Linked DNA regions of Homo sapiens: region 1 is linked to region 2. The links are chromatin contacts, found by Hi-C or POLR2A ChIA-PET in ENCODE. All regions are on one chromosome and are shown on one strand. The core of a region is the stretch at or near the end of the contact, and the rest is flanking DNA. Distances in the headings are between cores, read along the strand shown.

Region 1 (2,940 bases), core at 321-2,820, 130 kb after region 2:
GCTTGCAGTGAGCGGAGATTGCGCCACTGCACTCCAGCCTGGGCAACGGAGTGAGACTGTCGCAAAACAAAGAAAAAAAAGAAAAAAAAAGTGGTTCACAAAGTCACGTCTAGTGTGACCCCTCATCAGCACAGACGTACTCCTAGGTGTCCGTTTCTGGGTGAAGTCCTGGAAGCAGATAAATGTTTGCAGAGGTGATCTATGTGTGGTGGGATTAAAGAGATGAATATATTTTACTGTTTTTTTAACATTTCTGTACTTTCTGATTTTATTTTTTCAGCATGAACAAACAAAAAAAAGCCGGATTTGGACAAATAAAAAGAAGTGCATGTCAGCCCGAGTGTCCTGAAACATGTTCCTGTATTAGAATCTCCAGGAAAGCTGGGGCCCCCACTCGCCACTACCTCAGGCTGGGCCCGCAGTCACGTGCTTCTCCCTACAGGAGGGTTCTGTGTCCTGAATTCCCAAAGGGTGCAGCTGTCCCCTTGTCGCCTTGTCTGTGTTGATGGTTCCACACTCTCTGGTCAGCCACCTGCCCCGCCAGTCTCTGCTCGCCCATGGATGGGGATGACCACTCTAGCTGTGAGGGTGGCTTCCCGGGCTAACCCTGCTGCTGCTGCCCATTGCTTCCAAGGCTGGGATATCACTTGGGGTTTGGGGTGAGGGGACAGTAAGGGGGAGCCCTGGTTGCCCTTTCCAGGAGAATGAGTATTTAAGTGCGGAGTTGTTTATTACTTGACTTCAGCAGAGGCGCCATGGTCGGGGAAACGCTTCATGTGCCTTGGGTTATAGGGCAAGTCCCATCTGTCTGCCTTGAATTTCGGTTTGGAGAATCTGTAAGCTCCACACACGTGGAAGCGTCTGTGCCCCGGGTGTGGGTTCTGATCTTGGTTGTGTTCGTGGCTGGACGCTGTCCTTGAGGCCACCCCTTGGCACCCTTCACAGAAGACAGTGGGGGTCGCCCTTCCCTGGCTGACCCTCCAGAACCGCCAGCCTCCCCTACCTCCCTGTGAAACCAGGGTACAGGGCAGGAGCCTGGACCTCTTTACAGTTGCCTTTTCTCTCTCTCTGTCCCTTCTCCATCTTCCGAGCTCCTACTCGCCCTTCAGGACCCAGCTCGAATGCCCCATCTCTGGGAGGCGCCTTCAATCTTGGGCTGCCCCTTCCGTCACACCCCCTGTCCCCTGTCTCCTGCCTCCCCTTCCTCCTCACACAAAGCCACCCCCGCCTGTTGGTGGCCTGTGTCTCCGCTGGCCCAGGGCTCTCTTGCCGTGGCCACCGTGGGTTTTGGCCTCGTGACCCAGTCCATGCGTGCACAGCGCAAGTAGCTTCCCAGGACACCGATTTCCTCCCCGGCCGCAGCTGCTTCTGGTCCTCTGCCCACTCCCGGGTTCTGCGCCTTCCTGCGCCCCCGGCCTGGCCACAGCTCGGTCACCCCAGAACCACCGTGTGCTGGGGATTTGTCACGGGTTTGTCCTGACGTGTGAGGTCCAGCCGGGGTCCCCATAGCCTCCCTGTCCCCGTCCCTGTCCCCGTCAGGCCTCCTGCTGCGCTGTGGACAGTGGCTTGGCGCCATCTGCTGGGCTGGTGCCTGTGGTGCCGCCAAGCGCAGGAGGGACCCAGCGGCTCCAGGTCTGTGGGAGACTTTAAGTTGGGGCCGAATGTGGTGCTCGCTGCCGACGCAGAGCCCCCAAGCTGGACGGGACCCCTGGCCGTGCGGCTGGGAACACCTGGGGTTGTCCTACCTTTGCAGGGACAGCGAGCCAACCCCTGCTTGGAAGGAGCACTTTCCCCACCGAGGCCGGCCCAGGGCGCGTGCTGAGCAGGTGGGTTGAGTGGGTGGAAAGAATGCAACCCCTGGTTGTGGGACATGTTGAAGCCCACCCCAACCCCTCCAGTACCGTCCTTCTGTCCCTCCACTTGCTGGGGCTGGGGGCCAAGGATGGGGTCACTGTGGGGACTTTATCCAGCTGGTTGACTTCAGGGTCCTGGCAGGGAGTGGCTCTTGCTGCCAGGACAGTAGAGGCCTAGAGAGTCCTATCTCTGACACCAGCCACCTTGCAGGGTTCGGGCCAGGGAAGGGGAAGGGATGGGAGAGAATGGAAACCTCCAGAGTCATTTTAACTGGTCGTTGGACAGAGCCAGTGCGACTTCAAGTTCAATGACAAACCCCCTCTCCATGTCTCTGGGGTGGGGTGGGGCCTGTGGCCCCACAGAGCTGAGCCACCCAGGAGGCCAGGGAAGGAGACGCAGTACACAGGAGGCCAGGGAAGGAGACGCAGTACACAGGAGCCCAGCATCCTCTCAGCTGCATGGACATCTCTACCCAGACCCTTCTGCAGCCACCTCCCCACTTACCCAGCAGGAGACCAAGCCAATCCTTTTCTGCGAAACTGTGCTGGCTTCTGTGACTGTCCTGCAACCAGATAGAGGCCTGAGGGACTCTGCACAGTTTCTGGGCTGAGGCAGAAGAAGCCCCATGGCTTCCCCTCTGCCTCCTGCATGCTGCCTTTTAGCTCTTAGCACCTGCTGGGAGAAGCTGGCCCCAGCGTGGACAAGCCTCCAGGAGACCGGAGCACCCACCGGAAGGAAGGGAGGGAGGGAGGGAGGAAGGGCCATGGAGGTAAAACGAAGTTATTAGGGTGGGCCCAAATCTGACTGGTGTCCGTAGACAAAGGGGAGATTAGGACACAGACATGCACAGAGGGATGACACCGTGAGGACACAGGGAGAAGACGGCATCTGCAAGCCCAGAAGAGAGGCCTCAGGAGGACCCAACCCTGCCCACACCTTGATCTTGGACTTCCAGTCTCCATGACTGTGAGATGGTAAATAAATGCATGCTGTTAAGGCCACGGAATCTGTGGTCCTTTGTTACGGCCGCAGGGCAAGGCAATCCCAGGGGTACTTATTGTTTGAAGGCATCCCATTCTGGATGTT
Region 2 (2,971 bases), core at 311-2,810:
GGAGACGCCTTTAGTCTTAATATGTTCCCGTGTGTGCATATGTGCACGTGTGTGTGTCTGTGTGCACAGGCGCGTTGGGGTACAAGAGTGAACACAGCACCCGGGAGCATTCCGCATCTGCTCACAGTCTCAGCCTGAGGCAGCCGGGCCAGGCTTGCTGGAAAACAAGCCCCGGGATCGGACCAAGCAGCTGCCCCTCCTCGCACTCTGCCTGGCAGCCCCCAAGGCAATGGGAGAGTCCCAGAGCCACCTCCAAGCCCCCAGAGTGTTTGGTAAGTAAGCGGAGGCCGAGGGTCCCCAGCCTGAGGCGTGGAGCTGGGCCCCTTCCTCTGGGCCCCTGGGGGAGGTGGGTGCACCGTGTTCCCCGGGCAGCTCTGTCCCGAAGGCTCGCAGGCCCCTCCCTTCAGCAGGTTGATTTTCAGTGCCCAGAGAACAACAAATCACTCTCTGACAATAATGGGGATGAACAGACACTTAATTATGAGGCCACGAGACAGCGCGATTATTAATTTTAAATTGTGCAACCCAGTCCTGAAGGCTGAGCCTGGAGTGCTATCCCAGGGGCTCACGGGAGCCTGGGAGCCTCAGGGCTGGCCGGAGCTCAGAGACTCGGCTGGGCACTGGACTTGGGGGACACAGGGCCCTGAGGCTAGGGGACTCCTGGGTGGCCCTGACCTCCCCCTCCCCACAGCAGAAGGCCCAGGGAGATGGCTCTGCAGAGCCTGGCGTGGTCTGGGCTGCAGTCTACCTCCACAGGTTGATGGGGGTGTGGGTGGGGCCAGGACTCTGGCCCCCCCAAGAGGCTGCTCTGCCAGCGTGCTCCAGGGCTGATGAGGGTGTGACTGCACCAGCTCCTCACATCCACTGGGGGCCAATTCTGGCAGAGTGGGCCCACGCGGGGGTGGCCGAACCCTTCCCAAAGCAGTGGCGGGGGGCTTTACTCTCTGCCTGGCTGAGGCCTAGGCCTACGACCACTCTCCTAGCCAGAGTAGGTGTCGATGCTCAGTGTCTGCTGGGCAAGGAGGGCACCTCAGAGGAGCTGCAGGGACCCTTGGAGGGAATCCCAAAGGCAGATAAGATCCCAGGTCCCTGGAGAGCCACGACCAGACACGCAGCATCAGCTCCCGTATAGAAGCTCAAGGTGGAAACCTTGGGCGCCAGTGCAGGGCTGACCTTGAAAGGTGATAGGGTGGCCGGTCCCCAAGGCTCGGTGACACTCATGTTCCTTTCTAGGGCTCCTCAACTCTTCCGAAATTTGCCATCTCCTAAAGTTCTTTAATCTCTAGCCACGGGGGTTCCGGATTTCCTCCGGGTCTACGGGGACTCAGGGACTGCAGAGGCAGCTGTGGGGGGTGGCATGGAGGACACAGCCCTGGACAGAATGGGGACACAACAGGGCCTGGAGCCCTGGGGGAGGCTGCAAGGCTGAGCGCATCCGGGGACAGACTCCCGGCTGACTCCTGTGGGAGGCCGGCGAGCAGCCCGGTGCCAGGCCAGGCAGCTTGTGCGACCGACTGCGCAGCAAGCTGTCGGTGCTGGTGGCACTTGGCAGGCGGCGGCGGGAAGGGGATGTTTGCAGACTGCCGGCGACAGCTTCCCGGCTGAAACCTCCCCGGTTAGACTACGCAGAAGTGAGCAGTGCCCGCGGGCGGGTCTTGGAGGAGCGAGAGGCAGCAGAGGGGCTGCTGGGGCTGTTGGGCCCTTCTGGGGGCCTCCCACCGGGCCTGCCCCCCCGCCCCCCGCTGTGGGCCTGGCCTGGGGCCTGGATCCAAGCCAGCACCCCCACACCCTGCAGGCTCCTGGATTCCGGTCTCTGGGGCAGTCATGATGGGCACCGGGGGAGAATTTGAGGGAGGGCTCAGTGGGGAGGGGGCCTCGGACCCCTGTGATGGGAGGCCCCTTCTCTGTCTGTTATCCCAGGTGCGCTGCAGGGCTGAGGTGGGCAGAACCCGCCCTGTCCGTTTTGGGTAAATTCCTTCCCCAGGAGCTGTGGGAGCATCTGCAGGCAGAGACGGGGCAGGCTTGCTGTGGTGGCGTTGCCATTTGTCACTGTTACTGTTTTTTAATTCAGGAAGCACATGCACAAAGCATGCATGGAGCTGCTTCGTGGAGCAGACGGCGCCCCCCGGGCACCTCAGAGGGTCACACAGGGAGCAGAGAGCCAGCCTTGCGGCCTCTGGCCTCTGCAGGTGCAGCAGCTCCCCGACCTGCCCTCCCCAGCCCTCCCCTCTCCACGCCCCCCTTTAACCCCTCCCCTCCTGCCCTTTCCCTCCCCTCTCCACGCCCCCCTTTAACCCCTCCCCTCCCGCCCTTTCCCTCCCCTCTCCCCTCCCCTCCCGCCCTTTCCCTCCCCTCTCCACACCCCTCTTTAACCCCTCACTTCCCGCCCTTTCCTTCCCCTCTCTCCCCATCTCTCCTCTCCTCTCCCCTGTCTTGAAGTCAGACAGTCACATCACAGCCCCATCCTGTTTGATATCCCCAAGAACCCAGAGATGCCGTGTGCAGACCCCTACCCTCCTCCCTCATCCTGCCATTTTCAGGGTGCCCCTATATGTGGGGCCCTCTCTGCCGTGTGCCTCTAGCTGGAGGCAGAGGCCCCAGCAGCTTCCCCAGGCTCCCCATGGCAGGGCACAGACCTCACCCCTGGGATCTACCTGGGGTAGAGGCAGGGCCACTGGCACCTCCCAGGGCTTGGGCCCAACCTCCCTGGTGGCCTGCGCCCGTGAGTCTGGCAGGGTCTGGCCATGCAGGTCCCTCTGTTCTGGGCGTTCTGGGCCTCCTTCTCCTGTCTCTCCCGTGATTCCATGGGCTGCCCACCGTTCCCTGAGAAAAGCAGGCAGAGGTGGCTCCTGCCACTGTCACCAGAAGCCAAGTTTTCAGGCCAGCACTGCCCTCCCCCTTTAGGAACCAGGAAATGGAGGCTCTGAGAGCCAGTGGCATCCAGCCCTTGGGCTGTGATGGGCAGGGGAGC

What was found. Hi-C counts contacts between places; a loop is a spot of excess contacts on that map. ChIA-PET counts read pairs that join two places held with the same protein, here RNA polymerase II (POLR2A). Pooled maps may share reads with other maps.
Region 1: a map of OCI-LY7 shows a loop between it and region 2 (7-fold over the local background). The contact joins two enhancer-like sites. A Hi-C loop is called at or near these places in 7 of 168 maps with a recorded cell type or tissue (CD8-positive, alpha-beta T cell, K562, OCI-LY7 and 4 more) and 17 of 50 pooled maps. POLR2A ChIA-PET finds 5 or more read pairs at or near these places in 6 of 52 experiments (H1, HEK293, HepG2 and 3 more).

What each region holds. Positions count from the first base shown.
Region 1 is chr9:136,121,506-136,124,445 of GRCh38, forward strand. LOC107987142 (a long non-coding RNA gene) reads left to right here. Exons shown (of 2, transcript NR_165242.1): 2 at 281-2,860. Among named protein-coding and RNA genes, the nearest start is that of TMEM250, 4.1 kb to the left of the region's middle. Within about 2 kb of position 1,571, at least 3 of the 41 ENCODE cell types and tissues checked have a DNase peak (open chromatin) inside an H3K27ac peak, as active enhancers do.
Region 2 is chr9:135,988,516-135,991,486 of GRCh38, forward strand. No RefSeq gene overlaps it. Among named protein-coding and RNA genes, the nearest start is that of UBAC1, 29 kb to the left of the region's middle. RefSeq lists enhancers at 1,055-1,733, 2,411-2,971. Within about 2 kb of position 1,561, at least 10 of the 41 ENCODE cell types and tissues checked have a DNase peak (open chromatin) inside an H3K27ac peak, as active enhancers do.